Regions from separate parts of the Homo sapiens genome. Here region 1 is linked to region 2. A link is a loop called in an ENCODE intact Hi-C map of the cell type or tissue named here. Cell type or tissue: ascending aorta. All regions are shown on one strand. Each heading gives the region's core, and the rest is flanking DNA. Links, peaks and the distances in the headings are about the cores only.

What was found. Peaks named below come from ENCODE experiments on the same cell type or tissue, not always from the same donor. Only the 100,000 strongest peaks of a DNase experiment are listed, where the experiment ranks them.
Region 1: a loop joins it to region 2, with 4 times the contacts of the local background. A loop is called at or near these places in 7 of 110 quality-filtered maps.

The regions. Positions count from the first base shown.
Region 1 is chrX:130,168,928-130,184,167 of GRCh38, forward strand. It overlaps RAB33A (RAB33A, member RAS oncogene family), which reads left to right and starts at 3,035. Exons shown (of 2, transcript NM_004794.3): 1 at 3,035-3,393. The coding sequence starts at 3,136. RefSeq lists enhancers at 1,759-1,808, 2,618-3,572, 7,655-7,724 and silencers at 2,189-2,248, 2,419-2,498. In ascending aorta, for the core only: no CTCF peak of the experiment used is centred there; DNase peaks (open chromatin) are centred at 3,172, 4,514, 5,264, 5,564 and 1 weaker place; H3K4me3 peaks cover 1,928 bases; H3K27ac peaks cover 2,245 bases.
Region 2 is chrX:129,926,457-129,941,696 of GRCh38, forward strand. It overlaps UTP14A (UTP14A small subunit processome component), which reads left to right. Exons shown (of 15, transcript NM_006649.4): 15 at 2,880-3,296. The coding sequence ends at 3,152. It overlaps LOC105373335 (a long non-coding RNA gene), which reads right to left and starts at 7,317. Exons shown (of 3, transcript NR_188631.1): 1 at 7,238-7,317; 2 at 3,302-3,439. RefSeq lists an enhancer at 4,787-4,906 and silencers at 5,147-5,386, 5,457-5,546, 5,627-5,706, 5,717-5,876, 5,907-6,376. In ascending aorta, for the core only: no CTCF peak of the experiment used is centred there; DNase peaks (open chromatin) are centred at 5,185, 5,835 and 6,630; H3K4me3 peaks cover 2,558 bases; H3K27ac peaks cover 2,288 bases.

The DNA of each region.
Region 1 (15,240 bases), core at 2,311-7,310, 240 kb after region 2:
CCGGGCACGGTGGCTCATGCCTGTAATCTCAGCACTTTGGGAGGCCAAGGCGGGCGGATCACGAGGTCCGGAGATCGAGACCAGCCTGGCTAACACAGTGAAACCCCGTCTCTACTAAAAATACAAAAAAATTAGCCAGGCGTGGTGGCGGGCGCCTGTAGTCCCAGCTACTTGGGAGGCTGAGGCAGGAGAATGGCGTGAACCTGGGAGGCGGAGCTTGCAGTGAGCCGAGATTGTGTCACTGCACTCCAGCCCGGGTGACAGAGCGAGACTCCATCTCAAAAAAAAAAAAAAAAAGTATCAATTCCAAAGTAAGGTAAAAATTATTTATATTTACTTAACATTTTAACAGCCTTGCATTGATTTTTATTGATATTTGTAAAAACCAATAATCATGGATTGATTAAATACAAAGTTAATTATATCTGATGGCAAAAGAGACTGGAAAACACTGTCAAAATCATGATAATCAGGTACCTATGAAAACAACTGCATGTATTTGAAAGTAATTTAATAATGCACAATTAACACAAAGGGCATTGTACAGTACATTTAATTTTTTTACAATAGGTACAATAAGGTAGTTTTCCTGTCCTTTTAATTAAAAATTATATTTTTATCTTTTTTCAAAAGCAATATATACTCATTGAATTAATTCCAAAAAATATAAGTGGAAATCCCCCAAAGTCTCACCCCACAGAAGTAACAGACACCTTTTATTAGGGCAAGAAGCCCATTTTGAGATATCATATTTTCAGAAATCAAAGTTTCTTCCTTACAAAAGTAGACTCAGTGACAAGTTTTTGCTAGAAGCTTACATTGAAATAATCTTATTATGTACATATGTTTTTTTAATATCTCTCAGGAAGTTAGCATTAATTCTAGCTGTGAATTGGCAAAGGGCAAAGCCCCTTTCTACTTTGTGTACAGGATGTACCTAATTAATAGTTACCCCTCTCCACCTTAAAGCTATTCTGTAGATAAAGATCATCAGGGGCATTAACTTCCAATACAGAGGGGAACGATCCAGCAAACTAGGCATCAGACTAATCAAAACCAAAAATACTGTACAATGATGATTGATACATAATACAATGAAAATTGGTATTCATAAGGATGATTTTGGATTAGCCAACTAAGAGGAAATCCTTATCTGGGTAGTTTTAATGCTGAGTAGTATAATGTAGGGTTTTAGAAATGGGCGACCCACATATATGATAAAAGGGTTAGCTGTAAATATATCTGCTAGCTCAGCTAATAAACTTATTAACTGGAAGATGCCATTCTGAGTAACTTGGACGTCCTTGAGTAGTCACATTCCAATTTGCTTTCAGGTATATCACTGATGCACTGAATTGTTTTTCTCTCAGCAGAAATGGATTTGGTCATGTTTGTCTCTTCCTGCAGCTCAACCTCCCAAATAAGATGGCAGCTCAACTGTGCTGTTTGAATCCCTGACCTTGATGGCATTAGCAATAACTCACGAGTCAGTGCTAGTGACATGTGTCAGTGTTACCTTAGCTTATGAAATATGTAGGGGGAGAGGTAAAGTCTTAAAAGAAACAAATGGGTGCACTTTATCGTATGTAAATTGTACCCCCAGTAAAGTCGATTTCAAACAAATTCTGAACCCGCGAATGACTTTAGGGAGAAGGAATACTGGTCTTGACCAAGATGTGTGTGATGATTAGTAAGCTTTGGGCAGCAGCCCCCTAATACTGTAAGGAGGTTGTGTTCATTTATCATCTTCCAAGCATAATCTAGGCTTCTGGCAAATTAGACCCAACCACTTTGTTCTACATTCAGCTGCAGGGGGAGGTGAACCCTCCTAGGGATTCCCAACTCCCTCTGAAACTCCAGCGTTCTGGAGGGACTTATGGTTATATGGAGGGCTTGGGAATGGAAGGCACTGTGGAGCTTATGCCATTGTCCCAAGATCCTCCACCTGGGCCAGTAATGGCTAGCCCCGTAAACAAAGTCCCCTTTTGCTGGAACTGCCACCACTAGCTTCCCCCCCTTCTCCTAGCCTCTGTGTGGCCCTCTCCCGCGGCGGGCCTTCCCCATTGGCCAGCCAAACACAACCGACTGCGGCAGCCAATAGGAGCCGCTCTCCTGAACATTCAGAGGATGGGTGCGCGTGGTGTGATAAGGGGATGTTGGCGCCTGGTACGCGCCCCCCTACATCTGGCAAGTCTGTAACAGAAACAGTTACACCCCCTACACACGCACACGCGTGCCCGCTGGCTCCCTCCTCTCAGCTGTACAGGCCCCGGACAACCCACTGCGTGTCTTGGCAGCGGCCTCCCAGGCTGCCTGGGGCCCGCGAGTGCACCTGCTCACTCATTAAGACAGAGCATCCCTTTATCCCAAGGCGCGGGTCGGGTAGAGGGTGGGGGTAGAGGGGACGGGGTAGCGGGGACCGGGAAGGCGCGGCTCAGCTGCCCGCTGCTCCCGAGGTGAAAGAGGTGCCTCCGCCCCCACCCCATCCCCGCAGAGTTGCGTTGCTCCAGGGAGGCCGAAGTGATCCAGTGATGTCTTAAGGTGCAGCTCTTTGTCCTCCCCAGCTGTGCTCCCTGCCCGCTGACCCCGTGCGCTCGAGCCAGTGGGGGTGGGGAGCCCGAAACCTATAACATAAACGGGGGCAAGGAGAAAGAAGTCTATCCCGGGGTGGCGTGTGCCGCTGTCCCCACCCCGTCTCTTTCCTCCTGAGGCTTCTTCCCTCGGGTCCGTCCCGGGAATGCAGGCAGGGGAGGGTGTGGGCCGAGGCGCGGCGGCGGCTGGAGCAGCGCGGTAGGGTCCTTCGCCAGAGCATCCGGTCCGAGGGCGCACACAGGCAGAAGGCTCGCGGCTCGTCCACTCTCCTCCCTCTCTCCTCCTCTCCCTGGCTTTTGTGTTGGTGCCTCCGAGCTGCAAGGAGGGTGCGCTGGAGGAGGAGGAGGGGGGCCCGGAGTGAGAGGCACCCCCTTCACGCGCGCGCGCGCACACGGTGCCGGCGCACGCACACACGGGCGGACACACACACACGCGCGCACACACACACGCACAGAGCTCGCTCGCCTCGAGCGCACGAACGTGGACGTTCTCTTTGTGTGGAGCCCTCAAGGGGGGTTGGGGCCCCGGTTCGGTCCGGGGGAGATGGCGCAGCCCATCCTGGGCCATGGGAGCCTGCAGCCCGCCTCGGCCGCTGGCCTGGCGTCCCTGGAGCTCGACTCGTCGCTGGACCAGTACGTGCAGATTCGCATCTTCAAAATAATCGTGATTGGGGACTCCAACGTGGGCAAGACCTGCCTGACCTTCCGCTTCTGCGGGGGTACCTTCCCAGACAAGACTGAAGCCACCATCGGCGTGGACTTCAGGGAGAAGACCGTGGAAATCGAGGGCGAGAAGATCAAGGTGATCCAGGGGGTCAGGTCCAGGAAGGGTGGGACCCGGGAGGGGACCTCGCCCGAGGCATAGCTCTAGCGGTTGTCGTCGTCCAGCGTCCAGCGCGTGGCGGTTTCGCCTCTTGCTGAGCCGAGGACCCTCGGCTCCTCCTCACCCCTTTTCACCTCTCTCAGCGGGGCCCCGTCCCCACTTCACTCAGTTTTTTAGGGCGGTTGAGAATGGGGTTGCATTCTTACCCTTAGCCCCTGCCTGACAGGTCCTGCCAGGAAAAGCATGTTGGATTCCCATCCATGACCCCTACCCCGAGCAGCGGCACCTGTGGGCAGAGGGAGGCAGGAGGCATCTGTGGGTCCTAGTCTCTGGGATGGATCCCAAAGCACTTTACACATCCTGATGTCTCTTCTACTGCTTGGGTGCCGATAGGCTGCAAAACCCCACTTTGGCTAAGCCTCAAGGCGTTAGAGGGAAGGAAATGATGGAAATCCATGGAGAATGAAAAAGCTGCTTTATTTTAAATTGCAGTTTATAGTTAAAAAATTAGGGCTGAGTTGAGATGGCGGTGGAGTGGGGTGGTTCTGGCAGAAAGCCATGAGCCCTTTTAAAGAAATTGAGGCAGGGTCCAGCCCTTCGTAATAGACAAAACTTGTTTTTTTGTAACAGCCCCCCTGGAATGATATCTTCTTTACTTGTCTGGGGCATCTAATACATGAACTGCTCCTTATTCATTCTGTTGGTATTGTCTTCAGGTCTTTGTAAAAATGCAGTGACTTAACCGAGGGCCAGGGGAATGTTCAATCCTCCCCCTCCATGAGTTTATGTAATAGGCTAAGTGCAAATATTCTTGTCTGACCATTTGTGCTCACCTTTAATTCAGAAAAGGTAGAAACCTGATATGACAGGAATATGTCAATGTGCAGGGGATGGCGGGAGGGAGGACATAACAAGGGCAACTTCTTGTGTCATGGGGAGCAGAGGGGGGCCTCTATAAAGGCACTGGGATCACTGAAGACAACTCCTCTAGGCTCACAGCTGGCCTTTCCTTGAGCGTATGGTTGGACCTTAGACAGAGTCAGGGGTGACAGTAAGCCTCCTTCTTGCTGGTCAAACTGCCAAAGTGACCACAAGGCCCCTCCTCTGAGTGACGTGGAGAGAAGGGCTGAGTAACTGATGAAACTGATGAAACACTTGAAACTGTGCGAGACTCCTGACTCCTTGATTATTAAAATGAACGTGTTCTAAAAATGGCTTCAGAAACTAGGCCAACTCACTAGATGTCAGGAAGATGGACAGCTCAGTACTGATAAGGGAGAGCCCCAGGGTAGGAAGATAGAACATTATTTTGAAATCGTGATCTTTTTTGCCCCTTGCATTTTGGAAGGGAAGTGCTACATTTCCTTTTAAAGTCAAAGGCGGTATCTGTCTCTGTCCTTTCCTGGGGCTGTTGACATTTGCTTGGTTAAGACTTCCTCTAGTGTGTCTAGCTTCTTTAATGTAAGGCTATAAGATTCTAGAATTTCTAAAACATGACTTTGTAATCCAAAGTAGAAATATCTTTACAGATGGGCTCTTAAACCTCAAAAACCTAATGCTCCCATTTGCTTAAAATCAAGTGCTACAGTGAGCCAAAGAGTTCCCTGGATTTAAAAGGTGGGAAATAAGTCCATCTGAAATTTAGATGGAAAAAATGAAGTGTTTGGGAATCTAAAGAAGGAGGGAGGAAGAAGCTAGAAAGTGAGGGATGACAGATGAACACGAGTGGAAGAGTCACCACCCAGTGGCCTTGAAGGAATTTTTAAACTATTCCTTCTCTTCTAACACCCCAGTACTTAGCCAAACTGGACTTTACAGTCTCTGGCAAAGATTCCAGACTTTTTCCCAGAGGGCAGAGCCTGTGACAGTGTGACTCACTAGAAACAGAGCTCAGCACAACACCACGTGCAGATAAGTGCTTAATACAGGCTTTTTTGGGGAAGATGATATTTTCAAGGGGACAAAGCCTTGTGACACTGCTCATGGAGGAGTCCTCTGAGGGCAGATTCCAAAGGAGCTCAGAGTGGCGTGTGGGAGTGGGGAGATGGTGACCCTGCTTCTTGTAAAGCTGCTGCAATCTCAGGACCATGCTGGCAGGCGAGAGACCAGCATGTCTGTGGGAAGATGGCAGAGCCTGGCGGCTAGCACGTGATCTAGATAAGAGAAGATTTGGCCTCGCACTCTGGCTAGCCTGAAGTTGTTCAAGGAATACATGCCAAAGCCATGCTTGGAGATGACTGCCAAGGGCTTCGTCCTTTGCGAGAGAGAGAAAAGTCCAGTGTGACAGTCCGAGGTCTGGCCTAGACCATGGCCAGCAATAGAAGGCTTTTGGGCTGTAACATACCAGCCCTTGGAGGAGAGTGGTAGAGAGGTCTCAGCCAGCTCTTCTCAGTCTAAGAGCAAGGGTGTGGCCTCTTCTGGGCTGCCTGCCTGTGTCCCGGGGTAGCACATACATGAACCCCTGCTAGGGACAACTGATTTGGTGTAGTTAGAGCCACACTGTAATTAATTATCAAGGCCATCCCTAGGGTATTGAAGCCCCATTTGCTGTCTCCAATCATTATGTTCCCCACCCTCACCCCATCAAAGCATTTACAATTGAGTCCTGATGAACTCAATTGTATGAACATCAAGAAAAGCCTCCAATGAGTAGGCAATAATAATAATAATAATAACAACTATGTATTGAATAAGCAAAGAGCCCAGGCTAGGCACTTTACATGCATTATCTTATTTACTCCTCACAGCAGCTTTATGAAATCAGCAGTATTGTTATCATTCCCATTTTATAGATAAGGAGACTGAGGCTAAGAGAGATGAAATAACCCAGTGGCACATGGATCTGAGCTTCAGCCTTTGACTCTTGAGCCCAAGCACTTCGCCACCTCACTATCCTACCTTTCCTGTTACAGGGCCACGATTTCAACCCAGATTCAGAGACCATGCCCTTTACCACTGCATTTCACTCTACAGGACAATATTCAGTCCCCTAGATTGGGGGAGTTTGACAGGGGGAGATAGAATGCCAGGCAGCCAGTCTTGCTCTTTCTTCTAGGCCAGGGACTTAGGGTTATAGCCCAAGGCCCCCAGGAGCCTTTCAGATGTCTCCTTCAATTTGTATCCAGGACACACAGAACTCAACTGGGTTTACTTTTTTTTTTTTTTTTTTTTTGAGAGGGAGTTTCACTCTTGTTGCCCAAGCTGGAGTGCAATGGCACGATCTCAGCTCACTGCAACCTCGGCCTCCTGGGTTCAAGCAGTTCTCCTGCCTCAGCCTCCTGAGTAGCTGGGATTATAGGCACCTGCCATGATGCCCAGCTAATTTTTATATTTTTAGTAGAGATGGGGTTTCACCATGTTAGCCAGGCTGGTCTCGAACTCCTGACCTCAGGTGATCCACCTGCCTCGACCTCCCAAAGTGCTGGGATTACAGGCGGGAGCCCTGGGTTTACTTTTTGCACCTTGATTATCTCAACTCAGGTGTGAGATGCAGAAAATGTTCAGAGATAAAAGAGATGTTACAGATTCTGTGATCCAGTGTCCTCCTCTTGCAGATAGGAAACTGAGACTCAGAGAGGGAAAGTGACTTGCCCAAGATCACACAGGGCCAGGCCTAGAACTCATGTCTCCTAATTCCCTTTCTGGTGCTCTTTCCACACATCATGCTGCCTGGCACAAAATCCTCTCTCCAGCCTAGCTCCATGGTCCATCCAACCCACAAGGCCACCTATGACAAGAATCCAGAGGGACATCATAAGAGATAGCTGACAGTCTTTCCTGACATCAGCCTAGGAAGGGTGGAGGCATCCCCCAGCCCCCAAAGGAAGAGTGGAGCTTCCCTTAATGACTATGATGTGTCTGTCACCTACAGATGTAGCTAAATTTATTGAGTCTGTCTCCTAAATGCATTGGAAAATGCCGAATAGGGGTGTGTGTGTGTGTGTAGAGAGGGAGGGTATGTAGTAGAGGGGAGGCTAAGAAACTAATTTTTGAATCATTCTTTGTATATTTGCATGGAAGCTTCACTTCTGTCTATAATAGTTTGGTTCCTCCCACAGGCTGGGCACTCCCTGTGCCCCAGCCCTGGGGACAAGACAAACTGCAGGTCAGCTGTGGCTATGGGCAGGTACAGCTCAGGACTGTGAGTTTCTGTTCCTCTACTGATCACTGGGGGAAAAAAAATACCTTCCTGTGTTACATTATCAAGTGGATGGAGGCTGAGCTAAGTGTTCCTTGGAAGCTGCCTGCAGTCAGAATGACATCATTTCTTCCTTAGGGCTTCTGAGCTTCTATCTTCTGCCAGTTAACTTAATGGTTAATTATCCATCAGTGTAAGTTTCTCTGTCTCCCTTGCTGCTTCTTTCTGTGTGTGAGTTTCTCTTTGTCTCTGTCCTCCTTTGCCATTCTCTGTGTCAGCTTTGTGTGTGGATCTTAGATGCAGATGGGACAGTCCAGCTAGTTGAAAACAGGTTTCTTTTAAACTTTTCCCATCATCCACTGGGGCATGCTCCAGAGGTTACAGATGTATTTGTCTCCTTTTTTTGCACTTCTACCCTCCCCCATCGGCCTCCAACAAAAGCACATTCATGCCTCATCTATAGAAAGATGCCAGTTAATGTTTCCTAGGGAAAAGAAATCCCCCTGTCAGCTAAGAGCACATGCAGGGGGTTGGGGGCTTGCTGAAGCTCGCCCAGAAAATAGTTCAAAAGGTTAGATATCTCTTTGGCAGTTCCCCATGCTGTGCCCCTCCATCCTCCTCCAGCACCCCATCAGTTCGGGCCTGCCCCCGGCCACCCATGGCATGTTGCCAGTATTCCTCTCTCCACCCCCTCCCCACTGGATGGCCTTTAGCTCTGTCTCACCTTCGAGAAGCCAAGCTTTCTGTGATTTCCAGGATGAGAGACCAATGGACCCAAGGAACCATACCAACAGGAGAGGGCTTGATGGCCTTTCTGAGACCAGAGCAACAACTAATATTTGCAGAGTGCTTGACATTTTCCAAAAGTCCTTTCTCATGTGTTATTTCACTGGATCATCCCAGCAACCATAGGAGGATCAAGGTCCCATTGCAGAGATGAGAAAAACAAGGCTCAGTTCAGGGAGGTTAAAAGACTTGTCTGGCATTTACTCAGCTTCTGAGCAGAAGAGCTGGGATGCTTGCTGCCTTTCCAACAGTGCTTGCTCAAGTTGTTGCCCATCTAGACTTAATGGTGGAGGTTTCAGGCCATGAAAGAAGGGAGAGTGTATATTAGGCACTGGGTCACATACTTACAAGGACTACTAATCCTCATAGCATCCCTACCTGATTACTATTGTTATCATCACTTTCCAGATGAGGACACTGAAGTCAGAGAAAGTAACTTACCTAAGGACACCTAACTTATCTAAGGACACCTAACAAGTCATGTACTAACATGACTTGGGCCGAGATCTGCACCCAAGTTGATTTGACTCCACTATACCCCATTGGCCATCTGACAGAAACAAGGATCTGGGGTACATGTATGTGGCTGTGGCTAAGAGGCAGTCTTCACCCCCATCCACTGTATGGATATGGTGCCCACAGGAAAGGAGGAAAGGGTGAGAGGAGAGGCAGCTGCGAAAGAGGAAGGAGATGCTTTCACTGCTTGGCAGGGGCCAGGGGTTTATGAAGATGCTGAGAAAGGAACACCTAACTCTCAAACAAAATGAGATCACTGCTAGGTAAGGTGGCTTGCCAGCACTTTGGGAGGCCGAGGCAGGATGATTGCTTGAGCCCAGGAGATCCAGACCAGCCTGGGCAACATAAGGAGGACCCCATCTCTATGAAATAAAAAAAATATGAAAATTAGTTGGGTGTGCTGGTGCGTGCCTGTAGTCCCAGTTACTCCGAAGGCTGAAGAGGGAGGATTGCTTGCGCCTAGGAGGTTGAGGCTGCAGTGAGCCATGATTGCACTGCTGCACTCCAGCCTGGGTGACACAATGAGATCTTGTCTGGAAAAGAGAGAGAGAGAGAGAGAGAAAGAGACCAGGCGTGGTGGCTCACACCTAGAGTCCCAGCACTTTGGGAGGCCCAGGTGGGCAGATCACTTGAGCCTAGGAATTTGAGACCAGCCTGGGCAACATGGGGAAACCCCATCTCTACAAAAAATACAAAAATTAGCCGGGTGTGGTGGTGCATGCCTGTAGTCCCAGCTACTCGGGAGGCCAAGGTGGGAGGATCACCTGAGCCTGGGGAAGTTGAGGCTGCAATGAGCCGAGATCATGCCACTGCACTCCAACCTGGGTGACTGAGCGAGACCATGTCTGATTTTTTAAAATTAATTAATTAATTTATTTATTTATTTTTGAGACAGAGTCTTGCTCTGTCGCCCAGGCTGGAGTGCAGTGGCGCCATCTCGACTCACTGCAAGCTCCGCCTCCCAGGTTCACGCCATTCTCCTGTCTCAGCCTCCCGAGTAGCTGGGACTACAGGCGTCCACCACCACGCCCAGCTAATTTTTTGTATTTTTTAGTAGAGACAGGGTTTCACCGCGTTAGCCAGGATGGTCTCGATCTCCTGACCTTGTGATCCACCTGCCTCGGCCTCCCAAAGTGCTGGGATTACAGGCGTGAGCCACCGCGCCCGGCGATTTTTTTTTTTTTTTTAATGAGATCATTTCATGTGTTTAGGGAGCCTGCCTGCTGTGATCTTCCTTTCTGATGGTTCTGAGGCCACACCACTGGTTCTTCTATTTTCTGCTGCGAGCAGCCTGCTTCCTGGCTCCCCTCTCACGACAGACACGTCTGCAAAGAACTCAGGGTGGGGTTTACAAAGAGCTGGAAGGGAGCAGTGCCTGCAGTTTAAATTCGGAGCCTCCAAATAAAAGCTTCAAGGCTCCCAATAGTGTTGGAAAGACAGAGGAGGTCTCCAGCAGAGAGGGCCCTCCTGGCAGTTCCGGCAATTTGGGCGGCATACGCAATTATGAAGCCAAAGAAAAGCCAAATGGCCAACCTCACTCAGCCTCAAACACCTCACACACTCCCACCCGTGTTCCTGCTAGTGGCAGGTATTTTTAGAGTCCTGAGCTCATGGTGTTAAAGCATCTGCCACATGCCTGAGGGCTGGTAGGGATTCAGACTTCTTCAGAGGCAAAAGGCAAGAGTGAAGACTCCTGGGGGGTGGGGGGAGTGGGGATCAGGAGCCAAGTGGTAATGATATTCCTGGGCTATGCCTGCTGTCTTCCTACTGACCTCCATTCCTCCTGTGGTCTGCTCTCCCTTTCTTCCTGTTCGGAACACCACGGAGAGGTGGAAGAAATGAAAATATTTTCTGTCTCTTGCTTGCAGAAGCAAATCAGTCTTTGAGGACTTATGTTTTTTCTGTGTGATCACAGTCAGACGTTCTCTCTGAAATCCCCTTGGCACATATCTAGGATGCCAGACTGCTTGTAGTTTTAGTGGTTCAGGCCATCACTGCCTTTTGATAATGTGTCTGCTGCTGATAATGATGATGATGACAACCTCAGTGACGAGTGTGGTCTGATGCAGAAAAAGACTGCTTACAGTCTTGCTGGAGAGATGCCAAGAGCACTGACGAGACAATTAGAAAACATAAATCTATTCAAAATGGTATGATGCAGACTCAAAGTGCAACAGAGATTCCTAAGAAAAGAGAATTGAAGGGAAGTTGGCGAAGGTTTGAGGAAGAAGCCTGAGGCGTGAGCTTAACCTTGAAGAATGGGTGAGATTTGGATAGGGCAATGAGGGGGCAGCTGATTCTATAGGGGAGGAGTGGACTAGCATGACCCAAAGTACAGAGGAGGGAATCAACCAGGTGTAGCTGAGTAGTTTGAAACCAGGTTGGGAAGGGTCAAATTATGGCAGACAGAATTCCACATGTGGAATCCATGTGATGCCACATACAGTAGAGGGCTGCAGTCGTTTCCTGAAGAGGTGAATGGCATGCTGATACAAGCAGGGATTGACTAAAGCTAGTCAGAAAGCCAGTATTCAGAGATCGGGCACTGGGGCTCACGCCTGTAATCCCAGCACTTTCAGGGGCTGAGGCAGGTGGATCGGCAGTGATTGGGCCTCCCAACATGCTGGGATTACAGGAGTGAGCCACTATACTCAGACTCCAATTTATTTTTATTTATTTATTTTTTATTTTGAGATGGAGTTTAGCTCTGTTGCCCAGGCTGGAGTGCTGTGGCACCATCTCGGCTCACTGCAAGCTCCGTCTTCCGGGCTCATGCCATTCTCTGGCCTCAGCCTCCCGAGTAGCTGGGACTACAGGCACCTGCCACCACACCCAGCTAATTTTTTTATATTTTTTGGTAGAGACGGGGTTTAACTGTGTTAGCCAGTATGGTCTCGATCTCCTGATCTCGTGATCCGCCCGCCTCAGCCTCCCAAAATGCTGGGATTACAGGCGTGAGCCACTGCGCCCTGGCCTCCAATTTATTTTTAAGTTCACTTTTTTGTTACCTAAGGTCAGGAGTTTGAGACCAGCCTGGCCAACACGGCAAAACCCCATCTCTACTAAAAATACAAAAATTAGCCAGGCGCAGTGGCACACGCCTGTTATCCCAGCTACTTGGGAGGCTGAGGCAGGAGAATCGCTTGAACCTGGGAGGTGGAGGTTGCAGTGAGCTGAGATTGCACCACTGCACTCCAGCCTGGGCAACAGAGCAACAGTCCATCTCAAAAAAAAAAAAAAAAAAAAAAAAAAAGCAAGCAAGCGAGCAGTGTTCAGGAGACCCTGCAATGGAAACATCCACAATCCAAAATACTTTGCTCTAGTCCAGGAGTGAGGAGAGGAGAGGCTGGCCGAGGGCCGAGGGACACAGAAATCAGAATAGAAGAAGGGTTCAATCTGAAGGTCTTGCCAGAGGAACTTGGAAGCTGTGTCAATAGAGGGAGATGACGGGGAGCCTGGACAATGAAAACTGATATTCGGAATGATGACTCTAGGGCCCTGTAAAATCTTCACTCAGCCGACAGATTCAATTATATTTACTAGATTATACTTACTGACTGCTAACTCCAAATAAAGGCTATACTTCGTTTTAAGAGCCATAGCAGTCAATTAGTGGCCATAATCAAATTTTCTTTGATAACTGAGAATTGTATAGGGCCTTGGGACCATCATTCTGAGCATGAATCTCCCTTGTCCAAGACGTTGGATATATAAAGGGAAATAGATTGGGCTGAATGTATATCTCCTGGGAGTTATGTCTTTGCATATGTTACAGATAGCAGCTTTTTCTTCATAATTTGGCCTTTATCCCAAAAGCTGAGATACAGAAGAAAAATCCAGTGAATTAAGTTCCTTTTACATAACCAAAAAGTGAACTTAAAAATAAATTGGAGGCTGGGCATGGTGGCTCACGCCTGTAATCCCAGCACTTTGGGAGGCTCGATCATTTGAGGTCAGGAATTCAAGACTAGCCTGGCCAACATGGTGAAACCCCATCTCTACTAAAAATACAAAAATTAGCTGGGCATGGTGGCGCACGACTGTAATCCCAGCTCCTCAGAAGGCTGAAGTGGTAGAATCTCTTGAACCCAGGATGTGGAGGTTGCAGTGAGCTGAGATCACACCACTGCACTCCAGCCTGGGCGACAGAACAAGACTCTCATCTCAAAATAATAAATAAATAAATAAATAGGGCTTGAAGGTGAGATTTTAATACTAACTTTGTTTTCTTTAAAAAGTTATTCAGGCTAGTGGCTCATGCCTGTAATCCCAGCACATTTTGAGGCCGAGGCAGGAGGATTGCTTGAGGCCAAGAGTTCGAGACTAGCCTAGGCAACATAACAAGATTCTGTCTCTACAAAAAAAAAAAAAAAAAAATATATATATATATATATATATATACACATATATATAACATATATACACACAATATATATAACATATATATGTAATATATATAACATATACACTATATATAACATATATGTAATATATATAACATATATATGCATACTTGTAGAAGAAAATATGGAAAAATATTTAAAAAGAAGAAAATAAATATCACTATAGTCTCATTGCTGATAAATAACCATTAATGTTCTGATGTGTACACTTCCAGTCTGTGCTTTGCATATGTTTATGTTTAACGTTTCTTAAAAAAAACTGGGACCATAGCATATGAAAACTTTTGAGGCTGGGCGTGGTGGCTCATGCCTGTAATCCCAGCTCTTTGGGAAGCCGAGGCAGGCGGATCACCTGAGATCGGGAGTTCAAGACCAGCCTGACCAACATGGAGAAACTCCGTCTCTACTAAAAATATAAAATTAGCCGGGCGTGGTGGCACATGCCTGTAATGCCAGCTACTCAGGAGTCTGAGGTGGGAGAATTGCTTGAACCCAGGTGGCAGAGGTTGCAGTGAGCCGAGATCGTGCCATTTCACTCTAGCCTGGGCAACAGGAACGAAATTCTGTCTCAAAAAAAAAATAAAAGAAAAGAAAAAAGAAAAATTCTGTATTCTGCATTTTCACTTACTTGTATTTTGTGAGCGTTTCTCTTACAATTTAGTCTTTGAAAACATTATTTTTAATGGCTGCATAATATCCCACTGTACGGATATATTTTCATTTTTGTTTATTCTTTTTGAGACGGAGTCTCACTGTGTTGCCCAGGCTGAAGTGCAGTGGCCCGATCTCGGCTTACTGCAACCACCGCCTCCCGGGTTCAAGCAATTCTTGTGTCTCAGCCTCCCGAGTAGCTGGGACTATAGGTACACACCACCAGGCCTGGCTAATTTTTTTTGTATTTCTAGTAGAGATGGGATTTCACCATGTTGGCCAGGCTGGTCTCGAACTCCTGACCTCAGATGATCCACCTGCCTCAGCCTCCCAAAGTGCTGGGATTACAGGCATGAGCCACTGTACCTGACCCCACTGTATAGACATGAACTTTAGCTATTCCTTTTCTGATGAGCATTTAGGTTTTTCCTGTTTTAAAAAAATTCTCAGTGGCTCAAGCCAGTAATCCCAGCACTTTGGGAGGCTGAGGCAGGCGGATCACGAGGTGAGGAGATCGAGACCATCCTGGCTAACACAGTGAAACCCCATCTCTACTAAAAATACAAAAAATTATCCAGGCGTGGTGGCGGGCACCTGTGGTCCCAGCTACTTGGGAGGCTGAGGCAGGAGAATGGCGTGAACCTGGGAGGCGGAGCTTGCAGTGAGCCGAGATGGCGCCACTGCACCCCAGCCTGGGTGACAGAGCGAGACACGGTCTCAAAAAAAAAAATTCTAAATAACACTGTAAGATATTAGTACAGAATTTTGACCACATCCCTATTTCTTTTGTATAGATTTCTGGAAGTGAGATTTCAGGTCCTAAGAGTTATGAACATTTTTGAGGTTCTTGATAATATTGCCAAATTGCTCTCCAGAAAAGTTGACCAATTTACATCCAGTTTTTCAACTAAAAATCTTAAGATTTTTTTCAACTCAAGATTTTCAGTTAACAATCTTAAGAAAAACTTGACAAATCCTGAAACTTCTCTTTATGCTTTGATAAGTCCATTCTGCTCATCTGTCAAAGAACCACTTCCTGTGTCACGGCTTGTCACTTTTTTTATTTTTTTTGAAATGGAGTTTTGCTCTTTTTGCCCAGGCTGGAGTGCAATGGCGTGATCTCGGCTCACTGCAACCTCCGACTCCCTGGTTCAAGCAATTCTCTTGCCTCAGCCTCCCCCGTAGCTGGGATTACAGGCATGCACCACCATGCCCGGCTAATTTTGTATTTTTAGTAGAGTTGAGGTTTCTCCATGTTGGTCAGGCTGGTCTCAAATTCCTGACCTCAGGTGATCTGCCCGCCTCAGCTTCCCAAAGTGCTGGGATTATAGG
Region 2 (15,240 bases), core at 2,301-7,300:
AATCTGTTGTTTTCACTGAATGGCTGTTAGATTTATCATTTCAGATAGACTACGCTGTTTTAATTACTGGCCAGGAAAAAAGTTTAGAGTCAAGGTAATGCTCAAACAGAGGCTATAAGGTTTAAGCTGTAGCTTAAGAAAAATGAAGACAAACCGGTACTTGTTCAGGAGAATGAGAAGATTGTAAGTTGTGTCACATGATAATGAGCTAGGGATGTTTACAAGAGAAGAAAATTTGAGCGTGATTACGGTGTTCAAGTATATCGAAGGTTATTGTATGAAGTCACATAAAGTAGAAGTTAGAGGACATACAGAATTCAAGGCTGCTCTGGGAGTATGAGAATGTGTAAAGGGGACTCAAGAACGAGATTGGACTAGATGACCTTTATGTTCCCTTCAATTCTGAGATCTGTCCCCAGCCAGTATATTGAAATGAGTTACATTTTTCCCTCGGAAGGAATAAAGAATTAATGGCTACAGAACAGAGGTAAGAAGATACACATTTCAATAACATTCTTTTTGATCTTATTTTGTGAACCAATCACTGCAGAAACTGAATCATAACTACTGCAGTCCCAATTAAACCTATATAACTAGAAAATAGGCAGTTACACGATAAGGGAAGGGGGGAAAGGGTGCTTCAGTGGGCCAGGATTCCAGGTGATGGGTAGAGTATGGAGCTCAATAAAGACCACCCTTCCCTTCCAGGGGTCTGTTTGTTTTTTTAATACAGTCATGGCAAACTGACAAATAGTTTTCTAGGAATCTCCCCTGATTTTCATCTTTTTAATAAGTTACTGCAGGTTCCAACATGCAGTAGAATAAAGTGCTTCAAGGTGCCTAGGGGGGACTTCTGAGACTGAATACTTTGTCCAGGTGTTCTCTTTTTCTGTTGCCCTGGTTGACAAGCACAGATGTAGCCGTCAACCCAAATAAGACATTCCCTTAACTTAAAGAGAATCTGTTTCCTTTGCTACTACCAGGACCACCTGATAGTACTTAGCTTCTCTTGAGTATTCCACTGAATGTTTCCAGAGACTACTGATTTTTGTTTGTTTGTTTTGTTTTCAGATGGAGTCTCACTCTGTCACCCAGGCTGGAATGCAGTGGCACGATCCCAGCTCACTGCAACCTCCACCTCCCAAGTTCAAGCTATTCTCGTGTCTCAGCCTCCTGAGTAGCTGGGATTACAGGCATGCGCCACCACACCCAGCTTATTTTTGTATTATTAGCAGAGACAGGGTTTCACCATGTTGGCCAGGCTGGTCTTGAACTCCTGACCTCAAGTGATCTGCCTGCCTCGGTCTCCCAAAGTGCTGGGATTACAGGTGTGAGCCACCGTACCCTGCCAAAGACTACTGATTTTTACATCCCCATTTTCTGCTTACGTGTTTTCCTCCTTTGGCCACTGGGGAAGTGTTGAAAGATTATTTAATGTCTGAAGGTAGCAATGTGGTGGAGGAGTACCAGGCAAGGAAACAGGAGCTTTGGGTTCTGTTCTCCAATGCTGCTCCTCATTTACTTAGGTCCATCACTTCCCCCCTCTAAGCCAAATCTTCAGGCCAAGGGAGATGACCATTGTCAATATCTAGGGCCTTCCAGCTCTACATTCTGTGGTGCCAAAAGAAGATGAAGCTAAGTGGGCCGGGCATGGTGGTTCACACCTGTAATCCCAGCACTTTGGGAGGCCAAGGCGGGTGGATCACAAGGTCAGGAGATCGAGACCATCCTAACACAGTGAAACCCCATCTCTACTAAAAAAAAAAATACAAAAAAAAATTAGCCAGGCATGGTGGCAGGCCCCTGTAGTCCCAGCTACTAGGGAGGCTGAGGCAGGAGAATGGTGTGAACCTGGGAGGCGGAGCTTGCAGTGAGCCGAGATCACGCCACTGCACTCCAGCCTGGGAGACAGAGCGAGACTCCATCTCAAAAAAAAAAAAAAAAAAAAAAAAAAGATGAAACTAAGTGTAACGGCCTGGTAGAGTTCAGGATTCGGGTTCCTTAAAACATCAATCCTGGCCAGGCGCGGTGGCTCACGCCTGTAATCCCAGCACTTTGGGAGGCTGAGGCGGGTGGATCACGAGGTCAGGAGATCAAGACATCCTGGCTAACACGGTGAAACCCCGTCTCTACTAAAAATACAAAAAATTAGCCGGGCGTGGTGGTGGGCACCTGTAGTCCCAGCTACTCGGGAGGCTGAGGCAGGAGAATGGCGTGAACCCAGGAGGCAGAGCTTGCAGTGAGCGGAGATCGTGCCACTGCACTCCAGCCTGGGCGACAGAGCGAGACTCCGTCTCAAAAAACAAAAAAAAAATATCAATCCTAAGAGAGGGAAGGAGGAGACTGAAAGCATAAAGAGGGTAGAAAAGTCATAAAATCCACAGGGATACACAATGGTCTGGATTCTTGCAGTCACAGTGTTACATAGGAAAGCTCACTCTGGGACAACAGCCCTGGAGCTCCTGTAGCTAGATAGGGACAGTGTCACTTGTAATCCCAGCTACTTGGTAGGCAGAGGTTGCAGTGAGCAGAGATCACCCCACTGCACTCCAGCCTGGGCCACAGAGTGAGACTCTGTCTCAAAAAAAAGAAAAACAAAGATGGGCAGTGTCAGGGTGGTTTTTCAGACCCTGAATTGTTGAATAGATGGGGGATCCAGAGCCAACTCAGGCCCCCCTACTCCCAAATGTCATCAAACAGATTGAATTCCTAAGGGCAGATGGGAGCAATGGGACGCCTTGACCTCTCAGTCTCTTCACTTGCAGTCATCATGTGGAACCGTGGCCTGTACCAAAACAGTACCTGATGAAAGCTGCCATTACAGTATACAACTGCACCCCAGGCCTGCCTCATACCAAATCATTCTCCTTCCTTTCCAGGTACGAGTGCTTCCATATCCATTTACCCACCATTGGCAATTTGAAAGGACCATCCAGACCCCCATAGGATCCACATGGAACACCCAGAGGGCTTTCCAAAAGCTGACTACTCCCAAGGTCGTCACCAAGCCAGGCCATATCATTAACCCCATAAAAGCAGAAGACGTGGGCTACCGGTCTTCCTCAAGGTCGGACCTGTCTGTCATACAGAGGAATCCAAAACGAATCACCACACGTCACAAAAAACAGCTGAAGAAATGCTCTGTAGATTGAGTTGCTGGAGGAGTGACAGCCAGGAGCCCTGACTTCACTTCCTTTGGTCCAGTTTTACTCTGATACAGGGTGGATTCCAAAACTGGCTCAGTACATTGCATGTAGTTAAGCCACATTTTAAAAATAAAGGCATTTTTTAATCTATTTACCTGGAGTATATGTTGCATTGTCCCCCAGTGGGATCATTTCGTTCAAGTCAGACACCTTTGGACTCTACAGCATTGCATTTCTCGAGTTGCACTTGTCAGGGCCACCTCCTTTTCTTACCAAGGATTATGTAGTTGGTCCTAAATCGAAATGGAGAAAGTTAACTGTAGTCTGTAACCTTAAATATATCACATCAGATATGATCCACCATTAATAACTGCCAACTTGAAGAGACAGGGTTAATAATGATAAAATATTGTATATTTTAACCTCTGAACCTAGAAAGAGGATGTACAAACTGCAATTGGATTCTGCCCTAGACTGATCCTAAGACCAGGACGGTGCCGAAGCTGGGTTCTGTCCCCACAAGTCTAGCCACAGCCATTTTTTTCACATGTGTGAGCTTCCCAGCTTGTACAGGCTGCTGTCTACAATATCTCATATATAACCTTCTACTTATTTTCTCATAAGAAGACCAGGAGGTTTGACCCTTATTTTGTAGATAAAGGTAGATGTGATTTCAGAAGTAAACCTCTATTGCCTTTCCTTCCTAACTCAGGGCCCACTCCTCACCATTGATTGAAAGTGTAGTTTATTCAAGCATTGCTTTGCTATATGACAGTTCACATGGGCTTCTCAGCTCTGAGGAACTTGGCCTGGCTTTGGATGGCAAGAAATATACGGAAAGAGCCCCTGCAGCTGAGTTTCCTAACAAGGAATTTGGGAAACCCCTCTGATTCCAAAATGACACCACTACTGCACCTTGCCTCCTACCTTGGAGATTCAGTCCTATCCCCAGTATTCTTAGACCACAGTGGGTTCATTTTTGTGTCACAGGCCCCTCTAAAAATATGTTGAACGTTATGAACCGTCTCCAGAAAAATGTGCACACACACACATTTGTATGGCATTTTACATACAGTTTCAGGGGTTTTCAAGACATTTGGAATCCCTGGGCCAAAAGCTGTACCACTCCAAGTTTTCTTTTGCAATCCCCCCAACAGATACGGCCTTCTGAGCACACCACTCTCCAAATCAGTTCCAAAACGTTTAGACCTCAATGGTAGCTAGTCCCAGTTATCTTTATAAGAGAAAATTTTCAGAATAGAGCGTGCATCTAGTGTTACACATTAAACTGAAGTGAAAAGCCAAAGGATAAATTTATATGAATTCCCCAGTGGGGTCCCCTGTGGCCCCCTACTATTGCTCATCCTCTTAAGAAACAACCTGGGACTGGGAAGGTAAGGGAAATGAGTATGTTGAGCAGTGTTCAGTGCCCAAAAGGCATGCTTAAGTATCCATTGGCTTGAGATTATCCACGATCCACTCGCTGGTTGACACTTAAGTCAGTAGCCAGTGGTAGGGGATGCGGGAGCCCTGCCCACTCCTGCCTCCGTTTAAGAGACCACAACATTCTCTTGCACTCTTTTGAGCACAAAGCTGCTACCTCCGTCCCACCCACCCCCCAAATTGAGGCGCCCAATCAAGTGTCCCCGGTAAATGGCCAATCCCCGTCTACTTTCCCCGGACCCTCTTCAGCTCCGTTTGCTCCCCACTACCCAGGAGTGATGCAAGCCACCCCATCCTTCAAAGGAGAAGGCAGGTGCCAGAGCGTGCTATAAACGACGCCCATTCCCAGCCTTCCAAGCCCCCAAACAGATTCGATTGTTGTTTCGTGGGGCTTTTTTTTCTTTTCTTCCTCCGAACCTCCGAAGTGTTCTCCCTTCCCATTGGCCGAAGCTGCCCCTTGACGCCACCCTGGCCTTGCTCGCTGATTGGTCCACTCTGGATGTGCCCAAGCCTTTTTCCCAGGGTGTGGCGCCCCCCCGCCCCCAACAGGGTTCTGACCCCTGGCTCCTCCCTTCCCCCCAAGCCCCCCTCTCTGTTCCGAATGGTTCCGCCCTGGCTCGGCTCCCCCACGGCCCAGGCCGCTGCCCTTAGGGCCCCCGGACGGGGCGGGGCACGCTGGGGACGGGCAGAGGGCGGTGGTGGCGCCTTCCTGCCGAGTCCGAGGCCGCCCCCGCCACCCTTCTCTAATCCTTGTAGGTCCCACTTTCCCCTGGGCAGTTCTCCTCCTGCATCGGTAGCCCCGTCCCGTCTGTGCAGCCCCCACCGTGGTCTTTGGGTCATCTCGAAGAGCTGCGTTAAATCCCTGCCCTCAGCGCTGCACACACGCCCATCCGCCTCCACCCTCGGGTCCCCGCACCACCCCCTTTTCCCGTGTCGGCTCCCCCTTCCCCTCCCGAGACCGCGGAAGCTCCGACCCCCTTCCCTCGCTGACTGTCCATCCCCAGGACCCCCGTCCCTGTGTGTGGCCAGTCCCAGCGGCCTCTCCTTCGCGGCCTCCCTTCGCCTTCGTGGCCAGCGTGGTGGAGCACTCCCGCCCCCCTTTTCTCCGTACCCCCGCGCTCCCTTATGTTGTCCCTTCTTGTCCCTCTCTAAGTCCCTCCCACACTATGCCCCCCCGCGGTACACACACACCCCTCCCCGCGAGGCGTCCCCCGGCGCCCCTCCCCTACCCCCGCTCGTCTATGCCCCTCCCACCCACCCCGTCCTTTTGTCTCCTCTTTGGTCTCTAAGTCCCCCGCCCCTCCCTCGCTCCCGCCCTCACTCCCCCGAGCACGCTCTTATCTTCCCCAGGTCCCAGCGCCCCGCCCCGCGGCCGCGCCCCGCGGCCCCCTCCCTTCCGCGGCCCCGTCTCCGCCCTCCGCGCTCCGCCCTCCCCCCCGCGGCTCCTGCCCGCCAGCCCGGCCGGCCTCCGGTTCCCGGGTCGCTCCTCCTGCGGCAGCCGCCGCTCCCCGACCCACCCTTCCCGGGCCGGCGGCTCGCGTTCCCGCGCGGTCTCCCCACACACGCACTCCCGCCGCCCCGCTCCGCTCGCTCGCTCGCCGAGGCCCTGCAGCGGCCCGGCCCAGCGCAGCGCGCAGCCCGCAGCCCGTCCTCGGGGAGCCTCGGCGCCCCGTGGCCGCAGGCACCTCGCGGACAGGCGGGCTGGCGGCCCGGGAGCGCGAACCCGAGCCGGGCTGGGTGTCCCTCGCCCAGCCTGGCCCTCGGAAGCCTCGCGGGGCGCAGGGGCCCGTCGGAAATGTTTGGGGGACGGGCCGGCCGCGGTTCCTCCCGCAGCCCAGGCCGGGCCGGCGCGTCCCGGGGAGTCGCCGCGACCTTATCTCCGAGGATGACTTGATCCGGAGCCTCCTCCCGGCTCCCGCCCCAAACCTGTGCCACCAACGCGCGAAGCGCAGCTGAGACTCGCGGCTGGCGGGAGGAGGGCGGGGGACTGTCCTGAAAATGCCCAAGCCGTGAGGGATCCTAAGCCGACCGTCAGACCCGGAGAGGCGAGGTCTAGTGACACGTCCCTGCCACCCAGGGAAAGAGGGCGAGCCCACGCCAAGCGCCACGGATCCCTGCCTCTCCGCCCAGGGTTCTCCCCACTACGCATTGCAGAGCCCTTGGATAGACCTCGCCGGACCCAGAGTGAGGGACGTGGCTCAAGTCGACAGAACACCCAGCCACCCACCCACATGCCAATAGACACTTTTAAAAAGTCTGATCGGGTCGGGCTCGGTGGCTCACGCCTGTACTCCCAACACTTTGGGAGGTCGAGGTGGGCGGGTCACGGGAGGTCAGGAGTTCGAGACCACCCTGACCAACATGGCGAAACCCCATCTCTACTAAAAATACAAAAATTAGCCGGGCGTGGTGGTGGGCGCCTGTAGTCCCAGCTACTCGGGAGGCTGAGGCATGAGAATCGCTTGAACCCAGGAGGTGTAGGTTCCAGTGAGCCAAAATCGCGCCACTGCACTCCAGCCTGGGCAACAGAGTGAGACTCTGTCTCAAAAAAAAAAAAAAAAAAAAAGAATAAAAAGTCTTCGATGATGCCCAAGTTGACCGTGTTTCCTCGCCCGAACCTCTTCTCCCAAGCCCTCACTCAGTCTTACCTACTTACCCACCAGACTGGAAGCTCTTTGAAGGGGTTCCTGTTTGTTGCAGTGGCTCACTCAATGGATCCCTTGTGATTGGTGGACAAGTGGATGTATTTGTTAACTGCTCGCCTTTGGGATCTGTGTCATTGTGTGACTTAAGGTTGTAAACTCGGGAGGGCCAGGACCGGGTGGGGATTACTAGCTCGTGCCAGGCACAGCATGATACCCAAAGGGATGGGCCATCAATGCTTTTTGAGACTGATGTAACTAATTATGCAGGAGGCAGATGCCTACCTCTTGGTCCCCAGAACTGCCAGTTCCAGGGCTAAGTCTGAGTGAGGAAGAAACGAAGGAGCTGTCTTAGCTCATCCCTAATGGGAGGCCGACTCGCTGGGACTAGATATGGCTGCAGTCACCACACGAACACACCGGGTGACGTGACTTTCTAGTACTAGGAATACTTTGCAGGGAGCCAGAAACTCGACTTTAACTCCAGTTTGCAACTGGAGCTGGGAGGCAGAAAGTAGCCAGGTTTTTCTCAGTGTGAAGCAAACTGTCCCGTGTAAGGATCAAACCTGTAGTTCTTCATCCATTACCCCAAGGTCGACCTGAAGCCCGATCTGTCAGAAGAGGGAGGCTGCAAACAAACTGGACCTGAGGTCAACAGCACTTACCCCAGGGGCCGGGGGGTGGGGGGTGGACAGTGGAAGCACTCCTTCCTCCCATTTACGGATGCAAGATTCACCCTGTACTTTGCAGCTCATTTGTAACCTGGTCGCTTTAGAGTTGGTCCAGCTCCCTGCCCACCTCACACCTCCACCCCCAGCCAGACGGGTCCTCTCTGTCCTTCCTCAGCCCTACACTGTCTTCGCCCAAGTCAGCCTGCTCTAAATGGACAAGGTCAGTGATCCAAGCAGAAACTGAAATAGTAACAATCGGACAGTGTCAAGAGACTCCGGCAGAGATGCCTCGGAGCGCCCGGCCTCCTCCTCTGCCTTGGCACAGATGTTCTTATTGTCCTGGAAAGAAATACCAAATTCCCTCCCCAAGCGTGAAGCGAGGATACTCTGGGACTTAGCCTCCAAGGACAGAGTCGCCTTCCCAGCCCAGTTCCCCTGCCCCCTAATCAGACTGAGATAGTCACCATCCCTCTTCCCCATCCTAGCCAAGACTTCTCCCCCTCACCAAGGAGATTATGGGGAGTGGGGCTGGAGCTGCATGAGAAGATTGCTAAACTGTTCTACAGTCCTCTTTAGGGACTGTTAGCACATCAAAATACATATTTGGAAAATGCTCACAATTAACACTGGGAGAAAAACAGTAAACACAGTGTCACTTTGCCAGGCTCAACAGTTTTGTTTTGTTTTGTTTAAATGCTAATGGCCTCAAATGGGGAGCAGCATCCATCAGTTAAATAAACAAGCCATTAGACTGAGACTAGAAGTGTCAACACATGACTAATCTACTAATTGGGAGAAGGCATGGTGTAGTGAGGAGCAAGGCAGCAAAGCATGCTGGAGGCTGTGGAGTGGACTTGCTTACACGCAGAAGCACGTGGGGTTGGAGCCAACGAGACCTGAGTTTGAGTCCTGCCTCGATCAGTTGTCAGCTGTGTGGCCTTCAGTGAGTTATTTCATTTTCCTGAGCCGCTGTTTCACATTCTGTGAAATAGGGACATTAATAGTACCTACACCACAGGGTTGTTATAGGAATGAACTGAGATAATACAAGTTCTTGGTGCGATGTAGGAGCCTGCCACATCGTAAGTGTTTGATGTCTGTTGGCTGTTATTGATCATAATAAAATACCTTGTGTACAGTAGACTCAAAAAATAGATAAAAAAATGACTTGTGGTCGCTAGATATTAGCAATAAAATGGTGAACATGGTCTCTAGACCCCCTACCAAAAACAACTGGCAAAGGGGATGCTTTTGGTGGGTTAATTCCAACTTCTTCAGGCCATCCCTTTAACCTGGAATTCACTCCAGCTCTTAAGGATGGACTGTCCTGCCTGAGGGTTGCTGGGCTCTGGGGTCTGCTCTCCTGGCACCTGCCTAAGAGGCCTGGGTTAAGCTAGCCCTCCCAGGTGGGGACCAGCCAGGTACAATGCTGAGCATCCTTCCACAGCCAGCCAGGCCCATTCTGGCAGAGTACTGCAGGCTGTTCTTGGTTGCCCTCCTTCCTGTTGTGGTGATCACAATATTGAGAGGGGCCAGACTGTGGAAGAAGGGAAGCAGGGAGAGGCACACAGGACTCCCAGGAGAAATAACTGTGACCTAGACGAAGTCCTTGGTCTTTGCTGCCTTGCCCCACCTTCTTTGAAGCCCCATGTCCTCCCAGTCACCTGCTAAGAAGGCCTGTTTTCAACCAAATGGAGTCTTCCTCTTCACTTGCCAGCCCTACACTCCTTCATGGACAGTCTCCTAGCCCTCTCCTTTCCTCCCTTCCTGTTCCAGGAGAGTGGTTCTCTCTCTCTGAAAGGTTGGTAAGTTTAGAGAATTCCTTCTGTGCAAGTAAGGAGTTGAGCTGACAGTGGCTTAACATGCCACCCCTTCCCAGGTCTTGTAATTGCATATGAGCCTCCTCAACTTGAAAAAAATCCTTAAGGTGCCTGGAAAGGAATGAAAACAGGTATCAGGGCCAGGCGCAGTGGCTCACACCTGTAATCCCAGCACTGTGGGAGGCCGAGGCGGGTGATCACCTGAGGTCAGGAGTTCGAGACCAGCCTGGCCAACATGGTGAAACCCCGTCTCTACTAAAAATACAAAAATTAGCCGGGTGTGGTGGTGCACACCTGTAATCCCAGCTACTCGGGAGGCTGAGGCAGGAGACTCTCTTGAACCTAGGAGGCAGAGGTTGCAGTGAGTCGAGATTATTCCACTGCACTCCAGCCTGGGCAAAAGAGCAAGACTCCATCACAAAAAAAAAAAAAAAAAAAAAAAAAAAAAAAAAGAAAAGAAAGAAAGAAAAAAGAAAAACAAGAAAAGAAAACAGGTATCAGGGGACTTGTGGCCCTTTGACAGGCTGAGGTGGCATGGGGAGGAGAAAAGTTTTACTCTTCAGGGTCCATCATGTCCTGTTTTGTCTCCTTATTCTGCCCTGAACTTGAGGCCCTGAACAGCCCCACACCAACCCCAAGAGGCACCCTCCTGTACAGTTCTACACCTGGAGCAACCCCTCCCCAGCAACCAGATGGGTTCTCAGACTCCATTCTTCACCCTCATCTCCCAGTTGAGCCCTGAAGTAGGCCCCCTCCTGGCTCTGCACTTAACTAGCAAATAGCAGGTTAGCCTGATCAATTAAGCCCTCTCCACAACTGTCTGTGGAGTGCTAAAGGGTTAATGTATTTTCCCTCCTGCCACACCCACCTGAACTGCAGCTCTCAAAGCACACTATCGCAGTTCTGTTCCAGAGTCTGTGCTGTTGGCAATTGCTTTGTTGAGCCTGGACCACTGCAACCAGGACACCCACCCTGTCACCTGCAAATCAAACTCTCTTCCTCAAAGGACCACTTGACCTGTCTCTGCCTCGGAGAAGCTGCCAATAGTGCCCCAGGTGAAGCCATGTTCCCCTTTCCTATGGGTTCACACACTATGTCCCTCTTTGAGGGCCCCCTTGCACATTCCACCTGGCATAAAAATTAGTTGCTGACTTATTTATCTCCCACGGGACAAAAGTAACCTTCTCCAAGCCAAGAAGTGCTTCTTAGAGGCCAAGAGTGCTTCTGTTTCTTTGTAGTTTTTGTTTGTTTCCAATCTGCACAAATAAGTGGATTGTAACAGGAACTCCCATCACCTAGATTCCACAGCTGCTAAGATTTTGCTACATTTGTTTCCACTTCATGTTTGTATTCCACTTCCACCAAAACAGTGCCTAACACTGCCTTGAACAGCACTTTGAATAAAGAAGCCAGGACTCTGGGAAATGGTGGGAATTCAGGTTTGCAGAACAGCCTCCTAGGAGTGGCATGGGATGGGGAAGTGGGTAACGAATATAAAAAGTTGTCCATGCCTGAGTACCTATTATGAGCCAGGTGCTTTACAGGCCATCTCATTTCACCCTCACAACTTTATGGAGTAGGTACTGTTATTATCCCAATTTTATAGAGAAAGAAATGAGGTTCAGAGAAGGAAAGGGACCTCCCTAGGTCACCCAGATAGGCAATGGCACAGCTGGGATTTAAATCCAAGCCCTGCGCCCTTCTCACTGTGCCCTGCAGCTTGCCTCAAAGGGTGCCAAACAGGCTGCCACCTGATCTGCTTCTATTTCACAGTGTACATGACATGCTTTGTGCATGCTTTGAAGAGTACTGTGCACACATACACACACATGCACACCTGTGCAGTGACCTACGTGGTCACACACTGATTTTTGTCCATGGGATGTCTCCTGGGTGGGGGGGTGGGGATGAACCCAGGAGTTGAGGGAAGAGGGCAAACACCTCCCCCACATCTGCGAAGGCCATGCTCTCAAAGGGGAAACAAAGTTTTTCTTCTTGCTCCCACCAGTGCAGTACATTCTCTTCAGATCTCCAGAATGACCTTGCAACCCGGACTCCTCTTCAGCACTCCTCTTCAGCCACTAGTCTGCTCCCTGCCTCCCGCTGTCTGCTTCCTGCCTCCCGCAACAGACATTGCTCTTTGCAGCCTTTGTTCTTTTGCACCACCAGCACCCCCCCACCAACTCCCAACATGAATTCATGATGTTCCTCCAGCCTGGGATGCCCTTCCCACCACTCTCTATACCTACATTCTCCAAGTCAAGGTTCAAATCTCACCCCCTTCCAGAAGCCTTCCCTGATCCTGCCCACCTTCCAACCTTTTGATGTGGTCTGACTTTTTTTTCACCTGAATATTGATGCTCTGCTCTCTCTCTCCTTGTTATCTAGTTGTTTCTTGTAAGCTGTTTCCTTGACCACACTGTAAGCCCCTTGAGCTCACAGTTTCAGCTACAGAAAAATAAAGGAAAGTCTTTCAGGAAAGACATGTGGTCGGCTGCCTTTTTCTTCCCATGGTCCTCTTGTGTCCTCCATGCTACCTCTTGGGTTTCTGTCTTTGCTGCCACTGGCAGCACTGTCTTTTCTACAAAGACCAGGAGGTAAAAAGGAGATTCACATGTTTATCTTGATTGCTCCTTTTTATTTTTCCATTCTTGTCTTTCATTTGCCCAGGTGAGCTGAGGGCTAACTGGGGTCTGAACAGCCTTAAAACACCCTGAAGCTATTCTGTTTTTTCTAGTCTAAGCATTTATGGGAGGGGAAACAAAATCTATTAGGGCTGGGCGAGATGTCTCATGCCGATATTCCCAGCACTTTGGGAGACCGAGGCAGGTGGATCACTTGAGGTCAGGAGTTCGAGACCAGCCTGGCCAACATGGTGAAATCCCGTCTCTACTAAAAATACAATAATGACCCAGGCATGGTGGCGGGTGCCTGTAATCCCAGCTACTTGGGGGGCTGAGGCATGAGAATCTCTTGAATCCAGGAGGCGGAGGTTGCAGTGAACTGAGATGGCGCCACTGCACTCCAGCCTGGGCAAGAATGAGACTCCGTCAGGAATGGAAAAAAAAAAAAAAAAACCCTACCAAAATGGATTTGGCTCGTTAATGCCTGCAGCACCACCTCCTACTTTTCTCCCCTTTATCTACTTCACCTCCTCCTCCTCTTCTCCCCCACCCCACACTCCCCTGCCCAAAAATCCACAAGCACATATGCACTTACAGCTAGAAAGAGACAACCCATCTTCCAGATTTCAGGAACTTCAAACAGAGAAGTGTTGGATAAAGACGCAGAGACAGGGCCACCTCATGCCACCAAAGGAGATATTATTTCCATTTGGCAAAATGCTGGGCATTGAGGAGTTACCCTAATATCTGAACAGAGACAATAGGGATAAGAGTTCCCTACCAGGCCAGGCAGGATTGAGAAAGGCAAGGGTTGAGCCACACACCACCCCCTCCACCCTGCCGCCCCACTGGAAGTTTAAGCTGGAGGTGAGTAGGAGCAGTGTCCCAGCCTGAGGGTAAAGAAGCCAAAATTGAATTATAGCTCTTAGTGGTACCTGTACTCCCCAGCTGGGGCTGAAAGTAGAGAGAATTCAAGCATGTTGTACCTGATTCTATCTTATGCATTCTCACACATTCTCCTCCCACTCCACAGCCCAACATGGCAGGAGCAGGAAGGCTATTGCTGCTCCATTGCACAGATAGGGGAACTGAGGCACTGAGGGATGATATAACTGGTTCTATTTTCTCACAGGAAGGGAAATTCCTTTCCAGTTTTACAGACCTCCTTATCCCTGGGGGAGCCCCATCACCTCAGCTGGAGTTCCCAGCACTGAGGAGTTGTGACAGAGTTTCCAGGAATGGAGGTAAAGATGGAATGGTCTGTTCTTTTCTGTCCCTCCAATTCCTTTAACCAGACATCATGGGTCGCATCTTTTCCCTCCTTTTCCCTCGATCTTTTCTGGCGCTCCTCCAGCAGCTCTCTCAACACTCTCCACCCCTGGGCCCCGCCCCTACTTCCCAAAAGGCTTTCAAGAACTGCCTTTGGCTGGGCTGCTCCTGTCCTTCAGCTAACTCGGGGAACGGGAAAAGTCTTCTGGCCAGGCCTTTCTGATCAGCAGGCTGAGGGCTCTGAATATCCACGCAAACTGGCAAGAGAGGTTTTCTAGACTCTCCGCAACTTCCAATGCTGCCCCTGAGCATCTTCCACTGGAGTTCTGGACCTGCCCTTGCCTTCTGGTTAAAAAGAGCTTGCCTGCCTGCCTATAAGAAAGTGTCATCCTTGACCCTTGAAGGGAGGAGATTGTATTGATTCACCCATATTCCACCCCACATCCCTTTCAACAACATAGATTTGCATGATGGGGGTAAGTGGGTGGAGAAACAGCTGACTGCAACATGGATCGGGATTCAGACCCTGGCCAGGGTTAGGGAGATTGGTCTGTGTATAAAGTTGAGTCCATTGTGACCTGGATTAAGATGAGATTCAGGACTAGGATTAGAAATCGGGGAAATTGGCTAGGGGCAGCAGTTCATACCTGTAATCCCAACACTTTGGGAGCCCAAGGTGGGAGGATCGCTTGAGGCCAAAAGTTCAAGACCAACCTGGACAATATAGTGAAACCCTATCTCTAAGACAAACACACACACACACACACACACAGTCAAGGAATTTATCTCTTCTTGAGGCATCCTATTCAAGAGTATCTAGTAATGGTCTCTGTCAGGAAGTGGGTTTCACTGGGATCCTTTGTTCTATGAAGCAGTGAAAAGGAGTCAGCCCCAGGGGCTTGACTTCTGATTCTGACTCTGACACTAATTTTCTGGCATCAAGCAAGTTACTTCAGCTCTCTGATCCTCGGTTTCCTCATCTAAACAATGGGGGAATCAGTCTTTATCTATAAGGTCCTATCTAGTTCTGAAAATATACTACTTTGGGTCTATGGGAATATAATAAAAGCTATTCTATGGTCTCATAGGGTTAAAAATAAGACAATGTAAAAGAAAAGAATCTGGAAAAATGCAAAGTACCGAAGATAAATTAAAGACTATTCTCCTCTATTAAAAATATTATAGGCTGGGTACCGTGACTCTCACTTGTAATCCCAGCACTTTGGGAGGCCAAGGCAGGAGAATGGCTTGAGCTCAGGAGTTTAAGACCAGCCTAGGTAACATAGTGAGACCTTGTCTCTACTTACTATCTATCTATCTATCTATCTATCTATCTATCTATCTATCTATCTATCATCTATCTGTGTGTGTGTGTGTGTGTGTGTGTGTGTGTGTGTGTGTGTATCACATGCTCATTGTAGAAGTTTTTAAAATACTGGAAACTAGAAAGATAATAGACATCACTTGTAGCCGGGCACAATGGCTTATGCCTGTAATCCTAGCACTTTCGGAGGCCAAGGTGGGCAGATTGCCTGAGCTCAGAAGTTCGAGACCAGCCATGGTGAAACCCATCTTTACTAAAACACAAAAAATTAGCCGGGGCCAGGCCCGGTTGCTCACGCCTG